Regions from separate parts of the Homo sapiens genome. Here region 2 is linked to region 1. The links are chromatin loops, found by intact Hi-C in ENCODE. Cell type or tissue: PC-9. All regions are shown on one strand. Links, peaks and the distances in the headings refer to the core of each region. The heading gives the core; the rest is flanking DNA.

Region 1 (11,162 bases), core at 1,756-9,755:
TTCATTTCTCAGCCTTCAGTGGGACAGATCCAGGTTTTAAGTGGTCTGAAATGTATATAATTTACAAATATGAATTTAGATGTATAAATCAATTTTTATTTAAAACATGAAAGGAAATTATAATACACAACACATTTGGAAAAAAACTATCAAAAAAGGGACAATAAATATGTTATTTTTTCTGGCACATTTCTACATGCTTTGCCACAGATGAATTTATGACTCTGTGCATGGTGAACCTTGCTGCTTCTCCACTACCCACCGCTTTCTGGTGCTGGAGGTGGAGGACATATGCTCTTCATGATATGAATCCTGGCCAAGCAACTTTGTGTCAGCATAGTGAGTGTAGGAGTACCCCAGGATGGCTGGCAATAACTATACACAGAAGTAACTACAAACCACAAAAACATATTCCTCTAAGTCCGGATGAACTCAATTTCCCCTCAACTAGATCTTAGAAATACCCATGGCCACTCCAATTGCACCTGACACAGGATAAGAGGGACAAAGGGGAAGTCAGAGTGGACAGAACCAAGGTTTATAATAGATTGCAGTTAAAAATCTTACTTTTGGCCAGGCACAATGGCTCACACCTGTAATCCCAACACTTTGGGAGGCTGAGGCAGGTGGATCACTCGAGGTCAGGAGTTCAAGACCAGCCTGGCCAACATGGTGAAACCCCATCTCTACTAAAAATATAAAATTAGAGCGGCATGGTGGCGGGTGCCTGTAAGCCCAGGTACTTGGGAGGCTAAGTCAGGAGAATCACTGGAACGCAGGAGGTAGAGGTTGCAGTGAGCCGAGATTGCACCACTGCACTCCAGCCTGGGCAGCAAGAGTGAAAGTCCATGTCAAAAAAAAAAAATCTTACTTTTGCAGACATATGAAATGTGTTTTAATTGCCAGAGCACTTCCCAGAGCCTTGTTCTGGCTCCAAACTTTTAGCTTCATTACCCGCAACAGTGAATTTGCCTCTATGCACCCAGTAGTATCCACTGCATATGAGTATGATTTCAGGAAGCTGTGAAAAGGCTGAGCCTACCAATTTGTTCATCCTTTTTTTTTAATGAGGTAATCAGAAATTGTAGCAGAGATCTGTTTTAATCTTTATATATTGAGGTAATATTTATAACTGATAATATACATACATGTAATGGCTTTGCTCAATAAACACTAAATAAGAGTGTGTTTGTTTGTTTGTTTGTTTGTTTGTTTGTTTTTGAGATGGAGTCTCACTCTGTCACCCAGGCTGGAGTGCAGTGGCACCATCTCAGCTCACTGCAACCTCTACCTCCCAGGTTCAAGTGATTCTCCTGTCTCAACCTCCCAAGTAGCTGGGATTACAGGCACCTGACACCATGCCCAGCCAGTTTTTGTATTTTTAGTAGAGACGGGGTTTTGCCATGTTGGTCAGGCTGGTCTCAATCTCCTGACCTCAGGCGACCTCCCAAAGTGTTGGAATTACAGGCATGAGCCACTGCACCCGGCCATAAGAGTGTTTAAAAAAATTTAATTAGGAGGTCATTGGGCTGAGGTGATTCTAGCACCTTGGGTTCCTGTGTAAGCAAACTCAAACCCAATTCAGTATAAACGGTAAAATAAAACTTTAACTAACCCAGAAATCACCAACTAACCTCTAGCTAGGACTTTCCAGGGGAATGAGTTGAGCGAGGCTACCTCTCCCCAAATGTTTCCTTTGCCTTGCTCCCTCATTCACCTTATAAAAGTACCTTTGCCTTTATTGGAGTCCCCAAACCACTTGCAGTCTGGAAGTACCCAGATCCATGGATCACTAAATGCTCAAATAAAGTCTTTAATAGAGTTTTTAATGCTTTAATGTGCCTCAGTTTACCTTTCCACAAGTGCAAAATAAAATATTGGCCTACGTCAATGAGTTCATGGCTGTGCCACCTGTGCAGTCATATGGGGCCACTGTGCTCAGAAGGGCCCTGCATTTGATTTAAGATTCTTTTGTTGCCATCTTGAAATTCCTTAAAATTTTTGAACAAAGGGGCTTGCATTTTCATGGTGCATTGAGCACACCACTGCAAATTTTGTAGTTGGTTCTGATTGTGAATTCTACTGTGGTATTTGTGGAAAGAGCTTTTTGGTGTTTATCAACATTACTCTGTCAGAAAAATAAGAGTAAATGTTTATCAGATAAAGTCTTGTCATATTTCTTGATCATTAACTATTTAAGCTTGCTATGCAAATCGTATCTATACTGTCATTTGTGCTAAAACAGCAAACCACCAACAAATGCCTACATGCATAAGATGGCACTGCACTCAGCAACCTGTCTGAGAGATGGAACAAATTGAAGATTCCCAATGCTCAGGTGATTCCCTGCTGTTCCAGAAGCTCTTGATTACACATATGCTGAACTTGGTTTACAACAGATAGAGCTTATGTAAGGAGGAATTGAAGGCATTTTACACTTCTGTATATTTTTGTCTGAGGTAAATTTACATATTTTATACCAGTAACTCTTGGAGAAAAGGTGTCTGTGATATTAGAAGTCAAAACACTAAATGTTTTTACATTCAGCACCTCTAACCCTGATGTTTTTCAACTTATTCAAAGCCAACTTCATCCTCTTCTTCAATATTCTTTTCCTCTAATAGAAATATCATGTACACATATCAAGTCTGTTTTCCAAAAGAAAACATCTATTCTTTTGTTTTCGATAAGAAATTACTGCACCTCCAATTGAAATGTCAAATAGTCCTAAAGAATTAAGCAAAATGATTTTTCTTCTAATTTGCATGTTACAACATGAATTTTAGGTTAACTTGTAATCTCAAATGTATATTCTAACTTTCCATTAACTTCAGTTGGAAATGTATGCAAAATTTATTTGAAGAGAAAATGGCACCAGAGGTTGATAAACATTTCAAGGATAAAGGTACAATTAAAATGTTCAGTGAGATCCATATCTGCATTATTAAAATGATGTTACATGCACATCAAGGTTACACAGTGATTTTTCTTAGTATCTGAGGACAAACTTCATAGTGTAATAAGTGGAGGTTGTTCTACTGCCTATTTTCTGCAGAGTAAGTGTCTCCTGGGTTTACAAAGCATGAGTCAAATATTGATGCTATTGCTTGTATATCTCACCAGATGGCGCTAGGAGCATCTATAATAGCTGAACATCACACACTAGCGTACTGAAACGTCAGAATTTCCTTAAATTGAAGAATATTTCATTTCTGAAAGAAAAAAATATTTAAAATTACTTGTGAACAATTTTGTCTACCTATTTATACATAGACAAATTCACATCTCTCAAAGTTTTTTTAAAAATCACATAATTCCATTGGAAATAGTGTACTTTTTACCTTATTTAATCATTGCCATTTTTTCAGAACTGGTTTTCCTTCTTTGCTTAGGAACATCTCTGATGATTATTCTGCTCCTGTAGCATTCTGCCAAGCTGCAATGGCTGCATCTGTAGTACCATAAAAGCTTTTTCCCCAAAACATGTGTAAACATCTGCAGGAAAATTAGAAATTGTGGCTGATGGAAGGTAAAATGCCTTATCTAATGTCAGATAAACAAACATGCCTTATCTAATTACCACATTGAATCCAAGTTTTCAGCCTACATAATCAGGGGTCATTAAATTATAGTTTTTCTGACTCTAAGACTCATTATATGAAGCAACCGTTGAAGTGGGTTGGATAATTGTGGCTTCAAATAAATAAAGTGGAATCCTTTATTTTGCTGATGTTGGGAAACAGCTTCTAATTTCCAAACTCCTGGCCCTCTGTTAAATAGCTGAAATTTTTTAGTATACAATTTCCACTAGTGTATAGGAGAAATTTTTTTCCCTACCCACTTATTATTTCACGAAGATGTCAAGGTTATGGATAAAGTGAATATGCAACTAGACGTCCACAAGGCTGGAGTGGACTCTCCCTTAGTATGGGTAGAAGGGTAGAACTGAAACTCACAGACAGCCCGGAGGAGGACAGAGACAGACCTACACAGGTGAGTCCAGAGAGGTGTTCAAGAAGGCAATAAGAAGTTTAACAATTGCTTGAAGTTTGCAATTAGACCAGATGCACTCTCTCTCATAGGTGGCTCCAGGAACTTTTTTCACAATACCTTGAAGACAAATCTTTTGGGACACACATATGTCCTTATTTATTAGCACTCATTGATGTTTTGCACAGAACTGCCTTGTAAGAAGATCCTTCCTGATTAAATGTACCAAATAATTAAAATTTTATTTTGGTTTTCAACTTTGTTTTGATTCAACTCTTCATTTATCTCTCTATTTTGCTTAATCTGAATGCTGGTTTATGCAAAAATTTTCCAAACAGCATTGAGTTTGATTTCTGGGAAAAAAAATCTGAAATTTTGGAACGATAAGACATAATTTGTAACATTCAATAGGTTTTATACGAGTACAAGGCATAGATGTGTGTTTGTCTTAATGAGTTCTAAAATTCACAGAATATTAAAAATTCACAGAATGTTTACTAATTTCTGAAGAATTATCATCACTGAAGGCATGTAAGATGTTAGGAAAGCATAAAACTCTATCAGTTACTAGGTGTGTGATGCTGAGTGAGATATTAACACCACCAAGCCTCAGTTCCTTATCTCTAAAATGGAGATAATGCCTACCTCACCAGGTTGCTGAAAGGATCAAATAAATGTAAATGTCTAGCCCAAGTCTGTCACTTATTGGAAGATCAGCCAATATGATTTCCTTCCTTTCCTAAACTCTCCTGCTCAGTCAGAGTAACTGGGGTTTTCTTAAAAATGGAGAGGCATGCAGTAAGTAAGACATGTTTAAAAATAATAAAACAGCATTTATTTTGTAAATAGGCAAACTTGCTGTAACTGAGCAGTAAAAATTGCTTTTAAAAATGTGTAATTGCCTATCTCTGAAGTAGAAATTATCCACAGAATATATTATTATCTGTCAAAGTCTTGTTTGATGGTTCTTTATTGCTTTGTTTCTTTTACTTGTCTGGAAAGTAGAAAGAAAAGGGAATGCAACTCTCACTAGCACCCAATCACTGATGCCGCCCAGGGAATTATTCTCAGTACTGTTGAAGACAAAATGCATGAGACAATTGAGAAGGTGATATTATTCCAGCTAGTGCCATAGGGAGAGTCCCACAGATCAGAAAATTACAGTGTCTCTGCAGAGTGGATTTGCCTTAAGGCATTTACAGGAAAGAGTAGACAAATTGCAGGTGTGGGGATTCCCAGCTGTATTGTTTTGCAATCAGAAGAGGTCTCTGTTATTTAAGTGGGCAGAAAATGTTTATTTCTGTGTCTTGCTAGTTCAAAAACAAACAGTTGTAACCTTAGCTAATCATTCATGAGATAAAGAATAGACGTTTGTAATTTGTAATCCCAGCACTTTGGGAGGCTGAGGTGGGCAGGTCACTTGAGTCCAGAAGTTCAAGACCAGCCTGGCCAACATGGTGAAACCCCATCTCTACTAAAACTACAAAAATTAGCTGGGTGTGGTGGGGTGCACCTGTAATCTCAGCTACTAGGGAGGCTGAGGCAGGAGAATTGCTTGGACCTGGGAGGCAGAGGTTGCAGTGAGCTGAGATTATGCCACTGCACTCCAGCCTGAATGACAGAGTGAGACTCCATCTCCAAAAAAAAAAAAAAAAAAGGAATAATGGGACATTGGGTAGAGGCAAAGGGAAGGGGGAATTTATACCTGGCTTTGTCAGCAGGTTCAAACAAAGGTGAAAAGTGTGTGTTTGGCCTTGTCACAGGTAAACAAGAAAGCCATTTACAAGCCTGATGGGGGTCACAAGAAAGAATGGACAGTGAGTGCTATGTGAGTCACATGGAGAAGGGTGATTCATTTCCTTAAGCTGTTTTTCAGAACACAAAACGGTGAGGCATTTCTGAAAACAAAAAGTTGGTGAGATTTCTTAACCACAACTATTTTCTGAAAGCATGAGGCTCTGGAAAAGTTCAACATTGTTAGTCCTCTTTCCCTTTTGATCAAGACAGATAAATTTCATTCACTGTTGCACAAGTCAAAGGTGGCCATAAATCTCCTGAGTGAGGTGAACCAGGGTAAAAGAACTATGCTTGCGAGGACTCTTAATGACATGATGTCTTCAAAATTAATTAAATCACCCATCAAAAAATAAAATTACAATGTATTTAGTTTAAATTTATAATTGACTTTTATTTTCAATTCTAGAATCAGGGAACACCTCATTCTATAAAATAGAGTGAGTGTTCAAATGAACTGAATGGAGGAGGTTAGATTTATAGAATGAAAAGAGCCAAAGGAAACAAAAAGAGAGAATAAAAAACAGACTCATCCTTTCAACGTTACTTTCCTTATAGGGTTCAAACAGAGGAGGCATCCTTATTATGCTGACTCAGGTACTAGAATCTGCTGGGGGTTTTTTTTGGAAAACTGACCTGTTGGAAAGTTCAGTTTGATTATGTGGCACTTAGCCCAAGTAACTCCATTATAATTTGGTCTTGTCTGCTAGGGCCTAACACAGGAAACTAGTCCAAAATAATGGCCTCCCATAAACACATCTATTGAAAGGTAGAGGCAAAGCTCAGTTGTTTTAGAGTCCTAGAGATCAGGCATCTATATGAAAAATAAAAAAAATATATATATATAAAGCTGGATTAAAGTAAAGACCCAAGAGTTCAACCCTGAGAAAGTTTGGTCCAGTGGATTCCAGAGTCAGTGGATGAAAACCTTTTGATTATGTAGCACTGCTTATGGAGTTTCTTGAAGTTAAGAAGTTAATGTTCTTGGTGATGTTGTCCAGTCTTGGTTACTTCTCATGTAAGGTTATGCATGACCTGAGCATTTCAGTGAGCTTTCTTAGTGGCCTAGACAGTAACTTGCTCAGGGAGAAATTCAGTCCATTATGGTCTTCTGTGGTGATAAGTCCCTCAGGGTATATATCAAGTCATCAGGTTTTAGCCCCCAGTCCTTCTTCAGATCTGGAGGTGAAAGAACAGCTACAAGGCAACTTTGAGTCTCGATAAGGATCTCTAGATAGTCAGACTTTTGTTCTCAGTGAGACCAAGTTAAGAGGGAGGGAGAAAAGTTGGAAATGTTAGTTTGAAAGGTTATAGCCAGATATTGAAAAAAAAAATGAGAAGAATTGAAAACATGGTAAAAATTGACAATTTGTTCAAGGTAACAAAATCCAGTCTAATCACAAGTAGGTTACAAAACCAGTTATTGCACAGTGGGGAAGGAAGCCAATTAAATCTCAACCAAACAGAGTTAGCACATCCATCAGTTACCTACAATTTATAAAGAGGCACAAATAGTTCAAAGACGATTGAATTATTGTTTCAAATCTGATAACTCAAAAAGATCTGCTATAGTTTTCCACTGAAACAAAGTTTTCCTGAACAAAGATAGTCTTTAAAAAAAACAGGGCCAGGTGCAGTGGCTCACACCTGTAATCCCAGCACTTTGGGAGGCCAAGGCGGGAGGATCACGAGGTCAGGGGATCAAGACCATCCTGGCTAACATGGTGAAACCCCGTCTCTACTAAAAAAATACAAAAAAATTAGTCAGGCGTGGTGGCGGGCGCCTGTAGTCCCAGCTACTCAGGAGGCTGAGGCAGAAGAATGTCATGAACCCAGGAGGCTGAGCTTTCAGTGAGCCGAGATCGTGCCACTGCACTCCAGCCTGAGTGACAGTGAGACTCCATCTCAAAGAAAAAAAAAAAAAAAAGAGGAAAAGGAAAGAAGAGAAAAAAAGTGATTATTCTTGATCATAAAATAATGTGGTTTCATTCTTACTGGATTTAGCCTGATTATGTACAGAGGTACAGTAAGAATGGTAATTTACCATATATATCTTTTTAAGTTTGCTTTCCTGGAAGTTATCATTAGGAACTCTTGATTCAATTTCAACTTTTATTTATGTAGTTATTTAGGTTTTGTTTGTTTGTTTGTTTTTTGGGACAGAGTCTTGCTCTGTTGCCCAGGCCGGTGTGCAGTCACATGATCTCAGCTCACTGCAACCTCTGCCTCCTGGGTTCAAGCAATTCTCATGCCTCAACCTCCAGAGTAGCAGGAACTACAGGCACGTGCCACCACACCTAGCTAATTTCTGTATTTTCAGGAGAAACAGGGTTTCACCATGTTGGTCTAGCTGGTGTCGAACTCCTGACCTCAAGTGATCCGGCCACCTCAACCTCCCAAAGTGCTAGGATTACAGGCGTGAGCCACTATGCCCGGGCAATTTTAACTTTTAAATGCCCCTTGAGGCTAGTATGCCAAGCCAATAATTCATCATCAGATTTCACCTATATATTTAGATTAATTCCTTTCTTCTTGAGGTCCCTCAAATATTCTGAAATTCTTAGGATTACCAGGAAGTAGCCTTCCTTCCTCAGCTCTAAGGCTAAGAAGGAACAGTGTAGGCCCTGTAAGCCCTTTAAACCCTGTAAGACAGGTAATGGGCAAGTTTTCCTAAGAGGGCTTCAAAAGCATCGGCTCCATCAAGTCAATCCAAGTTTCTTTAGTGCCTGGTCATATCTGATTAAATACGCATCATTATCAAATATGAAATGGCAGGCATGGTCTTGGTTGGTGAATAATAAGGACTATCCTTATTAATAACAGGACATAATTGGAAACATTGTTGTTTCCTTGTTAATGACAAGGGATACAATATAATCTCTTCTTAGTGAACCTATGCATATAACTCTGTTGCTGTGAAAATAAGAATATTTAATAAGAGTTTCTGATTTCTAGAGGGAACAAGCAGGGAAAAAAGATAAGAGTTTTATTTCTGTTTATAAAACAGAGTCTACTAAATTGTTATAAGTTATAGACAGCTTAACAGAAAAGAGAGAAAGGGTTCTTTACATCCAGAACACAGAATATTAAAACATCAACAATATTCCAAACAAAACCAACAAGTGTTACCCATTAGTTGATTTAGCCCTATGCAATGAATTCTTGTTCCACACAATCCTGGGGTAGCCATATCATGGACTCATTTGTGGACTGAAGTCCAGATATACTGACTCAGTCCACCGGGATGGCCTCAAAGTTGTTCATGCAATACCATCAGAAGCTGTACACCAAGGTACAGTGCCTGGTATAGTCCTTTCCCAAGGCTCTAAGACAGTCTTTCTTTGTTGATAATAACACACTGGCCTGTAGCTTATTGCAAGTGGTTTCAGGGAAGCATCATGACAAAACAAACCCTTTCTGTAGATGACAGAGATTTAAAATGGGTGTGGTTAGCTTATTATTAATGATTTTCAAAACAAAGATCTGAAGAGGATTTGTTACAGGAATAATACAGTTAACAAGGAAGTTTGATTCTTTCTGTGATGTGCAAAATAAAATCACTCAAAAAGTTAAAGACAAAATACAAACAAACATAAAATTAGCCATATTTTCAAAGAGTGGATATCATATATAATTTATGAAAATGGATGAACATAATTTTTACAGAGAAAAAGCCTTCAGATAGAATAATCTTGACATATAACATACATGACTAAACAAGCATACAATTAGAATAACCCAAGAATGTATCAAAATTATTAAGTAAAAAGGCTCAGTAAATCTGGAGGAGGTACTAAACATCTGTTATATTAATAAAACTCCAGATATGAGTTGCGTGAATTCCCAGTTGAAAACCATTGGCCTAGAATTCAAATTAAAGAAATAAGGTTACTATATGGTTAACATTTTCAAAAATAACTGAAATTATGACAAATAACACTATACTGATGTCTAATTTCAGACAAAAACAGATAAGATTTGATATTTGTATATCAAACAAAATTTACTGAAGTCTTTAAAGCAATTGGCTTCAGGCTATTTAAATTTACTTCATGCAATGTAATCTTCTGTTAAGCATTCTTTGTGATTCCTTTCTATCATGGTTATGAAAAGACAGTCTTCATCCTGGGACTAATCACAATGGCCAAACAAATAAAATTTTGATTTTAAATTTAATAACCATCTGCATCACATTTAATTATGTTTCCAAGAAACATAATTTTAATTAATGTTAACTTGTTTATCTCCACAAAAACTCAAGACAGCAGCCTTTAAATAATTTTACATATGGGTGTGTGTACATATATAAAATACCCATATATATGTATACATATATGTATACATATATACCCATATACATATACCATATACATATATATATATATATATATATATAAAGTTAGAGGCTGCTCTCCTTAATATGTATAATTATATATGTAAAAACACATATATCATATATATGTAAAAACATCATGTTGTATCCCTTAAATATATTTGATGTTTTGATATACACACAGTGAAATAATTACTAAAGTCAAGCCAATTAATATACCCATCATCACACATGGTTACCTTTTTTGTGTGTACGTGGTAAAAGTACCTAAAATCTACTCTTTCAGCAAATTTCCAGTATACAATACAGTATTATGAACTATAGTCCTCATGCTGTACACTGCATCTCTACTTATTCATCTTACATAACCACAACTTTGTAAGCTTTGACTTCCATTTCCTTCACCCCTCCACCACCCAATAGCTACCTTTCTACCCTCTGTTTCTATATATTCAAACAATAATCATTTTTAAAAAATGTCTTCTGATTTGTGTTAGTCCATTCTTGCAATGCTATAAACAAATACCTGAGACTGGATGATTTAAAAAGAAAAGAGGTTTAATTGGCTCACAGTTCTGCAGGCTGTACAAGAATCATAGTGCTGGTATCTGCTTCTGGTGAGGGCCTTAAGAAGCTTGCAATCATGGTAGAAGGCCAAGGGCAGCCAGCACATCACACGGCAAGAGAGGGAACAAGAGAGCAAAGGAGGAGGTCCCAGACTCCTTTAAACAACCAAATCTCATGTGAACTAACTGAGGGAGAACTCACTTCTCACCAAGGAGACTGATATGGTTTGGCTCTGTATCCCCTCTGGAATCTCATCTCGAATCATAATCCCCACGTGTTGAGGGAGGGAGGTGATTGGATTATGGAGGCAGTTTCCCCCATGCTGTTCTCATGATAGTGAGTGAGTTCTCATGAGATCTGATGATTTTATAAGTGTTTGGAAGTTCCTTTTTCACTCTTCTCTCTTTTACCACCTTGTGAAGAAGGTACCTGCTTCCTCTTCCACCATGATTGTAAGTTTCTTGAGGCCTTCCCAGCC
Region 2 (11,162 bases), core at 1,857-9,856, 65 kb after region 1:
GACTTCAGGCTAACTTTTCAGGACAAAAGCCCAAAACCTCATGACAGAATTGGCCTGATGAAAAAACCTGCTGTCGCTGCTGCCTTCCCACCTAGTACTAAAGGAAACTTGGCAGATGCCACCCCCTTGGTGCTACTTCTGTGCCAGGAACTCTGCCTCGAACCCTCTGGGAAACTGCCCTTCCACTGCCAAGACTGAAAGTTGAATACATCTGCTGTGGCAGCCTCCGCCAAAATGGAAGTTTCCCTCAAAGCCAATCCCCTCTCGTTGCTTCTGATACATGTAGCCTAGGCCCAGCGTCTGCATTTTATCTGCCGGCAAGCCTCAAAATTTGAGTTGTGACATAACAAAGAAGCAGGTCTCATTGTCTGGGAATTTATCCAAATACTGAGGGATCTTTCAAAGATGAAGGTTAACCTTTACAATTACAACATTATTAGAGACCAATTCAGACTTGCTGCTATGACTTACTAACCTTCATTTTCCTTTCAGCACTCAGTTTTGTATCTTCTCCCGGAATTTCAGCTTCTGTAACCCTAGATGAAATCCTCATTTCAACCCCTGGAGTGATGCTTATTGGCCAAAATAGCCTATCCAAGCTTTCTCTCTGTAGAAGCAAGAGATGGAATTAAGACAGGAACTTTGTCCCTGTGTCCCCACTGATAACCAATTTCAGATGACTTGTCTATGGTGTCTGTTAATGAAGCAATTTGTTGAAATCAATTAGATAAAACATAAAACAGCTGCTCAAGGAAGTAGATGCTGTTAATCTTAGGAAAAATATTATTTGTATTTCTTAAACTGACAATGATTCAGTATACAGGTTTCTTTTGTTTTTTGTTATTAATAGAATGATAGGGTGTGTTTTGACAATGGGACTAATATTAAATTAGATGTGCCACTTGGGAAAAAAGCCATATTTTCATAAGTAAAAAATAGACAAGTTCATACTGATGGAATATGTCTAGCTCACAGTAATCTTTTGATGCCTTGTCCACATAACTATCTTTTGTATCTCCAAAAAAAAATTTGAGGACAATTTTGAGACCCTGGTGTCATCATTTGTTGCTTTAAACTTCACCACATTTCCTTTTGCTTCCATTTCTACCACACACCTATATGGGAAACCCAACTTATAATCCTTCTAAAGTATTACATCCCAATTTCTTAAACTCCCAAAAATCTTTTCTCTGACCACATCGTATTTTCCTCTCTCCTCTTCCTGTATTATATCTACTGAACTTATTTTCTCATTGCACTGTGACTTCCAAGCCCTATATATTTTTCCATTCTTCTATTACATCACCTTTTCTTAACTTAACTTGCCATCCAACTGGGCCAGAATCCCATGACCACATCCCAAATTCTCACCATTAGGTAACTCTGCCTTTCTTTTGCTCAGCTTCCACATCAAAGCTGCCAAACTTCGTGAGAGAAAGTCATAAAATCATGCCAGTGAGATTGTTAAGCATGTATCCTCTAACTTCAGGTGTCTGCCATGCTCCCCCTAATTCATATATATTATTTCATGTAAATGTCCTAATTTCATAAATTGTTCAAAAAACTTATTTCCTTAACCTGTCTCTACCTAACCTCTTACCTTTGCCAGATGAATATTTATCTTTTACTCAATTGAGCAATCATCCACACCAAACCCATGCTGCCTGCCCAGAGATGAAATGCTACAAATAATAAGGCATAAAGTGTGATTATATAAGATTATAACATGTTGTTCCCATGGCCACAACCCTGATTTGGGTTCATATGCAGGGGCCAATTTGCCATGAAGCAAATAAGCTTTGTGGCCCTTCCTTTTTACCATCCCAAGACCTTGGAAGGTACCTGCATTACTTTTTCTGTTGCTGTTTGATAAATTACTTCAAGTTCAGCAACTTAAATAGCATAGATTTTGTCTCTCAATTTCTTTGATTTGGAAATCAAGGTATGGCTTAGCTGGGCCCTCTGGTTCAAGTTTTCTCATAAGGCTTCAATCATGGAGTTGGCCAGAGCAGGAGTCTCATCTGAAGGTTTGACTTGGGAAGGACTGACTTCCAAATTTATGAGGTTGTGGACAAATTTTAAGTTCTTCAAGGGTTGTTGGTCTGGCAGCTTCCTGCTGTTAGCCAGAAGCCACCCTTAATTCCTTATCACAGGAGCCTCCATAATATGACAACTTGCTTTATCAAAGCCAGCAAGGAAGAGAATCAGCTAGCAAGACAGTAGTGACTTATGTGTCTTAATCCCATCACGTTGCTCACATTCTGTTGGTTAGAGCAAGCCACTAGGCCAGGTTACACTCAAGAAGAACGGCTTACACAATGGGCTAAATACCAGGAAGCAGGGATTTTTGGGATCCCGGGGCCCTAGCAAAATATTCGCTAGGTCATATAATTTAATAAATTTTCAAAAATAAGACATTTTATCTGCAAATGGTTAAGACCACTATCTCCAATTCTACTTTCCTTCCATCACATGTCCCCTAGGAGCACCCCACCCTCCCTTGTCAGGTGGCATTGGAATGATTACAGGAACTTTGTAATACAGATAAGATGGAATTGAGGTGGAGATACATTTAGTTTGGGTTTTGGGTTTTGTGCAGTATGCTAAGTGGTTTGTAGTCAGTTCTTTGGGTAACTAATTTATTTCCAGTTACTCTGGTATAGGACTGGTTTTTAGAAATACACCAATTCCCTACGATGCTGACTCAACCAGCTTTGTGAGATAGAACAGAGGTCATACCTTTATATGAACATGTTCTCAGGCTTCCAGCACTGGCAGAGTTAGGGGATGAAACAAAATATTGAAAGGTATAGAGCCAGAAGCTTTTTTAAATGGGGTAAGTTCTTTCAATAATTAGCTGTGTGTGGCTGGAAGTGGAAGAATCGGTTCTTGACAAGTTCTGTCTTGCCAAGAATACATTCAATAATTCAGCATCTGCAAACATAAACATGCCATTTTTTTTCTTTTCTGATGGCTAATTTGTGATATAGAATTATTAGATTTCCGGGCATAAAACAAGAGCAAGTACGTCTCTGGGCAAAGTTGTATGTTTTATGTATTCAAACATACTAGAGGCCATCCTAGTGTGAAATTAGCAGGAACAAGTTGTAAAATTGGAAGAAAGTTCCTAAACTATCAATTGTTTTTTAAACTATTACTAATCATACCACAGAAAAAAGTAAATCATCTTTCTGTTCTCCTTATAGAAACTTATGTCACATGTCATAGGAAGAGGCAATTAAATGAATACATAGCTAAAAAGTGTAAGAAATTAAAATGTTATAAAATGTGTCAGGTTGTTGATTAAAATATTCTGATTTCTTTTTAGTTTTGCTCATAATTATGGTATTTCTTAGCCTTTAAAATACATAATTATTTTCTTTAAAAAATTTAGTTTGAAACTCAATTTTGTATTCGTTTTTTTAAAGTGTCCAAACTGCATTAGCTTTGGGGCCCTACAAAACCTGTTTGGCCTGGGCAAGGGTAGCAGCTTTCTAAATAATCTTCCTCACTTCACTCACTTCTATTCAAACCCATATTACTCACAGGTTCCAAACAATCTTCCTAAGGAAACAGTCAGTGGTCTGTGAAAAAATCTTTACTGTCTCCCCATCATAAAAGTTACCTAAATTCTTCATCCTGATAAGTAAGGATCTCAGTCTAATTTTCATTTTTACTGTCAACAACTACCTATTTTAGTTTCAGTTTTCTCTGCCATGATAACTATTTGCAACAAAACTACTTGCTGTTATAGAGGCATCACTTTTGGTCATTTCTCTCATCATTTTCCCTTTATTATCATTTTTATTTTTCAAAATCATTTTTATTTGCTACCCATTCATTAAGAGCTATCTCAAATGTTGTTTCTCTCATAAACTTTTTTCCCTGCTCTCAGAGCATGATAGCTTCTCCTACCTTCTGCATGTTTATAGCATTTTTACTCCATTCTCAGTGTTTTTGTGTTTCACCACTGTGTATTGTACTTTTAACATTTTTTAAAAAAATATTCTTATTCTCCTTATAAATCCTAAACTCTATGAAAGCAAATATTGCTTCTTTTTCATCATAACCTCTCTAGCACCTCTTAAGCTGTACTGGTAGAACAGTAAACATTATTATCTATACATAATTGAATGAATGGATAATGCAACCCTTGAATAATAAATGAATTCATTCATTTATTTCTTCATAATAAACAAATATTTATTGAGGCCATACTGTGTGCCAATACCTGTGGCCATTGCTGAGAATCTAAAAACATGCAAAAAAATAAATAAATAAATAAAAAATAAAAAATGTGCTCCTTGCCTATAGGAGGTAACATTCTAGTCAGGCAGACAAACATTAATGCAAGAATCACTCTAACTAATATAAAATTTCATCCTTAACAGGGTCTATGTAGTAAAGATGCATAGAACTGACTGTGTACAGTACGTATGATTTTAACCATTCAGGACAATTTCATGTACATTTCCCACGATGAACCAGAGATACCATTTCATTTTTAAAAGTCTTCTGCAAGGAAATAGCTAAATTATATTTGATTTTATTTAACTATTTCCATAATGTGTAATTCCTTAACTAATGCATTATTTCATTTCGAAAACTTTACAAGATTAGAACAATGGTTTGTCTCATTTCTTAAAAATCGGCATGTTTTTGGTGCTGCTTTCTGAGGGCATGAGTGAAATTGAGAAGGCCGAAGCTTAGTCCTTTTTTCTGGGTATAATGCTCCTTTTATGTGCATTGTGGCTGTTGATAGCTGAGCTGATCCTGTCTGTAGTGTTCTTTCTTAGTCTGTCAGCCGCTGACCAATGTCTTTGCTTCCACTAAGTATCTTGTCCTGCAACCTGCATTGTAGATGGTCTGCCTGCTGCAGAGGTTTCTCAAATTAGGTTATGTAATCAACTGAATTCTGTACACCCAAAAAAGATTTGCTGCAGTCCTCACTCCCCAAATCTCAGAATGTAGCCTTATTTGGAGACAGGGTCTTTACAGAGGTAATCAAGTTAAAATGAGGTCATTAGGGTAGGTCTCCATCCAACATGACTGCTGTCCTTTAAAAAAGAGGATATTTGTGAAACAGAGACAGACATTTACAGAGAAAAGAGGATGTGAAGACACAGAAAGAATGCCGTCTACATGCAAAGAATGCCGGAGGCTGCCAGAAGCTAAGAGGGAGGCACAGCCCTCAGAATGAACCAACCCTGCAGAAACCTTAATCTCAGCCTTCTGCCCTCCAGGACTGTGGGACAATACATTTCTGTCATGTAAGCCACTTAGTTTGTGGCACTTTGTTATGGCAGCCCTTGAAAACCAATACATGGTATATTGTCACAGCAAAATTTGTGCAAAACTAATATCTCCAGGATTTTTATCCTCGAGGATTTTTATCTCTCTAGGATTACTTACATTTAAGCCTGAACGCAAATTTGGAAACAGCACGCACTGTTTAAACAGTATATGGTCATTAAAATATAAGAACCAAAAGCTCTGTTGGTATCAACATTTCTTTTCTGGGACTTACTTAACTTCACCAGGCGAATCTGGCTGGGACTTCCTCTTCTCTGTGCTGCTACCCTGAGGGCAGAATGAAAGAATCCAAAAATGCTTTTCAGCTCAGGATGAAAGGGGAATGTGCAAGGAGCACAATGTAGTTTTATGTAAAAGTCTCTTAATGCTTGGGTTGCTACCATATTTACTTTAGGGATTAAAGAAACCATTGTATGTCCTGGCTCGGTGCAGAAGGCATTTTAAAATTCACCCAAATGGCTGTTCCTGTGAAGGACTGCCTGCAAAATAAATAGCTTCTGTTGCTTTCACAACAGGACAGCAGTAGGATGCTTTCCCCATCTGGTTTAAAAGGGTGAAGGAAAGGCATACAACATATATCTGCTGAATAAAAGAAGTTGTTATGTTTATTTAATCTACATGGGTAGAATTAATTTTTATAGGTTAAATAATATTCTTTCAAGAAATACTTTTTGAGCACCTATAATGTGTTAAGTGTTGAGAATACACAGGTGAGCAAAAATACGCAGAGTCCCTCTCTGAGTGAGTTGGCAGGATATTGAAGGAAATAGATAGTGAGCACACAGCAAATTGCAACATGTATAAATGTAAAATTCCAACCGTTACAAGTTCTATTAAAAAGCAGTACATGTTGCAATGATAGTTAGTAACGGAATTTAATTTAACCAAGGAGATCAGGGAAATCTTGTATAGAGTTTGTACTTCTTTTTCACTACCCAACATCTGAGTTCCCTTCAAATGTTTGGAGAATTTGCTACATGATAAGCCTTGGCGGAGTCATAAAATGCCTCCCACTCTAGCACTCTAGAGGCTGAAAATGTCAGATACTTGCCTTCCCCGCTTCCCTTGTAACTAGGATGCAATGGGGTGTCTCTCTCTCTCTCTCTCGCTCTCTCTCTCTCTCTCTCTCTCTCCCCCCCTCCTCCCTCCCTCTCTCCCTCTCCCTCTTCCTCTCTCTCTCCCTCTCCCTTTCCCTCTCCCTCTCCCCTCTCTCTCCACCCCAACCTTTCCCTCTCACATTGATGTGATGCAGAAGTGGCAGTGGTACAAACTCTACCATGCAGTGCTTAATGATGATGGTAGAGGTTTCTTCTCCAGACCAGTGTCTAAGAGTGGTTAGCATGTTATTCCTAAATACTAGGACTTGGTTCTCCAGACTGCATAACCATTCCATCTGTGAGGTATCAATATCCTTTTAATACATTATTTTTTCTGCTTAGGTCAGAAAATGCTTCTATCGCTTATAGATACAAACCTTGAATAATACAATTCTCCCTAAGTGTCACTTGAGCTGAGATTTGCAAGATGAATAGGAGTTAATTAGAGAAGAGGAAAAGCAAAGCTGTTCCAAACAGAAAGAAAATCATGGTGAGAGTGACAGTAAGGGCAGCAGTTTTGAGAATGAGGAGGAGCCAATGGTATGACTGAAATTGGACAGGTAGGTAGGCAGATCATGAAGGGGAAATCATTGGGCTGAAACGATTTTAATATAAATGGAAGAAAATTGTGAGACTTCAGTAACATTTAGGAGGTATTGTAGAGCTGCCCAGGACAGGTTGATAGCTTTAATGGCAGAAGGTGATGGAGGGAAGTATGAAGGCTTGCACAACAAATTGGATGGCAATGTCATTCATTGAGATAGAAAACACTACAAACAGAACAGATTTAGGTATGATTAGGCAGGCAGGAAAATCATGGCTTTGCCAAAGAAACATGAATTTTAAGTAATTTTAAAGGTATCCTATAGGAAATGTCAAGTGGGTAGATAAGTCTATCAGTCTATATAGTACAGAGGAGAGGTCAGGGTAGATATATAAATTTGGGAATCATTGCTATACATGTGGTAATTGAAGCTTAGATAAGCTCCCTTAAGGAGAGAATATGCAGTGAGAGAAGGAAGAGCCTGGAGCCAAGCCTTGATGGTGCCCACTGAATATGGGTTGGGTAGAGAAGGAGGCAGCAAAGAAGAAGCTAGAGGAATGTGAGGAAAAGCATGAGACTGTCTGGTTATGGAAACCAAGGGAAAGTGTGATAGCGAGGAACAGTGGGGTCTGCTTAGCTGGTTAGAATGCTCTTGAGATTCTAAGGTACAGTAAGGATAAAGAAATGTCTGAATAATTCAACAGCATAGGTGTAACTGATGATGTTAGGGAGATCTGGGTCCATAGAATGAGGGGACAAAAGCCAGATTGGAATTGAGGTGAGGAAATGAGACAGCAAATGTAGAAAATTTGCCAGCTTAGCTACAAAAGGTTAGAATGAGATAAGATTTTAGTTGGTTTGGAGGTGTGGTTTCAAGGGAGATTTATTTCCATATGTTTGTTTGATAAAAAGAGAGAGATTTGAACTTGTGTATAAGTCATGAGAAGGATTGAATTGAAAAGGAGAGGCTAAATATTTAAGATGGAGAAAGATTAACTAACACTGACAATTTCCTGAGAAGGTGAATGGGCACAAAATCTATAACTGAAGGGAAAAGGGACCGGCCTTAGGTGGCAAGAAGGGAGGGAAGGAAAGACGGATGTGGATACTGATATATTTGCATGTTTTCTAGGGAGAAATTAAGGTAGTTCTTGTCTGATGGCTTTAATTTTCTCAGCAAAGTAGATACGTTGGGTTAGGGACAGATAACAAGCTTGAGGGAAAGTAAAGGGAGGTTTGAAAAGAGTTTGAGAGTGATTTGAACCAATCAACATAGGCACATGCTGGGTAGTAGGAAGTCCCTTTAATCAGGAATTCTCCAATAGAACCAACCAAGTCTTTTGAGTAATTTCCTTGAGGAGGCAGGGCTATAGATGTACAATCTGTGCAATCTTTGTTGCAACTTCATAGCTGTGCAACATGTGCAGTTGTACAGAGCCCCACACTTAGAAGAACCCCACACTTGGTTTAATACTCTGCCATCCGTCCTTAGAAATTCTTAAGACTTTTTTTTAAAAGGAGTTCACTTTTCATTTTCCACTGGGATCTGTAAATTATGTAGCCAGTCCTGCCAGAAGGACTTTAGAGTCCTGCCCCTACTGTTCTAAGATCCTGACATTTTATTTGAAATAGTAAAACAATGATTAGGAATAGACTTTGGTCATCTTAATGGACTCTTTTTTAAAAAATATCAAGGCATAGTATTAAGAAAATTCTATTAAAATGTCTAAACATTTGTCTCATTGCTAAAATATACAAGAAAATTACCATTTTCACACAGATTGGCATTGGTGTGAGTTGCCATATCTATGGTAACTTGCAGTGTTAACCTAACTGCAAACAAACTGTGAGCTCTAAGAGCCTTTGGTACATTTCAATCAATTAAAATGATTTATTCGTCATATAAAGCTATATTTGTAAGTAGTATTATTGAGTTCCTTATAGTTTATAACTTTGGAATTTCAAGCCTAGTATGCAAGATTTGTTCATTTTCTTCATATAGTTTGCATATTTAATCAACTTATTTCCCAAACTAATGACATTGGTGTTTTTATTCTGGCCTTGTGATCCAAACAGGGTTCCCAAAATAGAGATTTAGAGGAGGGTGCAAATGACAATGTGTTTTTGCCATCTATAAAAATGAAAAAGAAAATAAAACTTTTGGTTATATATTGGATCATATTAATAAATAATAATACTGTCCATTGGGAAATGCTATGAAAATATACTGACAACTGTTCCTGGAAAGGGTCTCTAAGGAGCAACCTTGTTTGCATTGCTTCTGTAGATATTGGTGGGAAAACTGTTGAAATTTAAGTCAGATTTATAGGTTAACAGATTTTATCAAGAATAATTCCAAGGTTTCAATAATTATATTATGGTTTTGTAAGACATTTGCATGAGGGGCAGGTGGTTGAGGGATATGGAGATGGTTAATTTTATGTGTCAACTTGACTGGGCCAAGGGATGCCCAGGTAGCTGGTACAACATTATTCTGCTTCTCTATAAGGGTGTTTCCAGAAAAGATTAGCATTTGAATTGGGAGACTGAGTTAAGAAGGTCTACCCTCACCCACATGGGTAAGCCTCAGCCAACCTTTTGTGGGTCTGAAAAAAAAAAGAAAAAGGGAGAAGAAAGGCCAATTTATTCTCTGTGTTTGAGCTGGGACATCCATCTTCTCCTGCCCCCTGCCACTGGCATCTTTGTGTGTGTGCGTGTGTGTGTGTGTGTGTTTAAGAATATAACCCTTTTATTGTTCTCCAGTACCTATGATGGTTTCATTTTCCTTTAAAGGAGACAGAAAGTTTGGAATATGACTGGCTTTTTTAAAGGAAAAGAGGGGTGGATAGCAACACACAGAAGTAAGTGACTATCTTAACACATGGGAACAACTAGGCCCACACCTGGCATGCTTCCCAGCACAATCTACTTTATCATCCCTTTAAAAAATCTGGCGTAATATGTAGCAAAACATACAAGTTACTTTTTGTCTCTCCAAAAACAAGTTCAAAGGTTGTTGAAGCTGACTAGATTAGGCTTGTGAACACACACCACCAAAGAACTGCACTTTTCTCGACTTCCTTGGTTTCAGCCAGTGGGAGACAAGAGGCCCTTCAGGTCATTGGATTCAAACTGAATTCCACCATTTTCTCCAGCTTGCTGATGGCAGATCATGGGGATTCTTGGCCTCCATAATCTCATGAGCCAATTCTATTTTTCTCTCTATCTCTTCTCTCTCTCTCTCATAAACATATGTTTCTGTTAACTTCAGAAAAAAATATATTTTTAAAATTCTATTTGCTTAATTTTTATTCACATATCACTGAATATTCTCAAAGGATGTTTTATAAGGTCAATAATCCATCAGATAAGGTTGGGTGTGGTGGCTCATGCCTATAATCCCAGCACTTTGGGAGGCTGAGGCAGGTGGATTGCTTGAGCTCAGGAGTTGGGGACCAGCCTGGGCAACATGGTGATACACTGTCTCTACCAAAATACAAACAATTAGCCTAGTATGGTGGTGCATGCCTCTGGTCCCAGCTACTTGGGGGTTGAGGTGGGAGGATCTCTTGAGCCTGGGAGGTTGAGGCTGCTGTGAGCTGAGATTGCACCATTGCACTGCAGCTTGGGTGACAAAGTGAAACCATGTCTCAAATAATAATAATAATAATCAATCAGATAATATATCAGTTGAATTTTCCTACTGCAAAACTGTCACCTACCATTCCCTTCTTATCTTTTCTATGTTGAATATTCTGTTTCCTGGACCTCAGGTCTTCCCTTTTTTTCTGTTTTCTTCTCTCTCTCTCTCTTTTTTTTTTTAATTTTACTCTTTCTGTTGAAAGAGCACATATTTCAATAGCATTTCAAGAATGGGGATGAGACAAGCCAATTTCTGTGACATTTAATTGTCTGAAAATGCCCTTATTCTACCTTCATATTTGATTGATAGTTAGTTTGGGTAAAAATTTGTAAGCTGAATATTACGTCTCTCAGAATTTTAAAGACATTGTTTTACTGTCATCTAGCTTTCAAAGGGCCAAATTTCTAGTCTTCTGTATACAACCTACTTTTTTTTTCCTTTGGGAACTTTCAATATACATTCTTTGCCCAAATGAAATTTTGTAATCATATTCTTTATTGTTGTTCTTTTCAAATGTATTACACAAGGCATTCAATGTACCCTTTCAAAACATGTATTTTATTGT

Evidence for each region. Hi-C counts contacts between places; a loop is a spot of excess contacts. Peaks named below come from ENCODE experiments on the same cell type or tissue, not always from the same donor. Only the 100,000 strongest peaks of a DNase experiment are listed, where the experiment ranks them.
Region 2: it touches region 1 in a loop (12-fold over the local background); 6 of 110 quality-filtered maps call a loop at or near these places.

What each region holds. Positions count from the first base shown.
Region 1 is chr7:121,539,656-121,550,817 of GRCh38, reverse strand. No RefSeq gene overlaps it. Among named protein-coding and RNA genes, the nearest start is that of FAM3C, 150 kb to the right of the region's middle. RefSeq lists an enhancer at 5,316-6,515. In PC-9, for the core only: a CTCF peak has its summit at 3,132 (motif pointing right); DNase peaks (open chromatin) are centred at 3,127 and 5,797; H3K27ac peaks cover 3,112 bases.
Region 2 is chr7:121,474,758-121,485,919 of GRCh38, reverse strand. The region is part of intron 1 of LOC124901737 (a long non-coding RNA gene); the gene reads left to right. LOC124901736 (a long non-coding RNA gene) reads right to left here and starts at 601. Exons shown (of 2, transcript XR_007060495.1): 1 at 476-601. RefSeq lists an enhancer at 4,438-4,943. In PC-9, for the core only: no CTCF peak of the experiment used is centred there; a DNase peak (open chromatin) is centred at 5,619.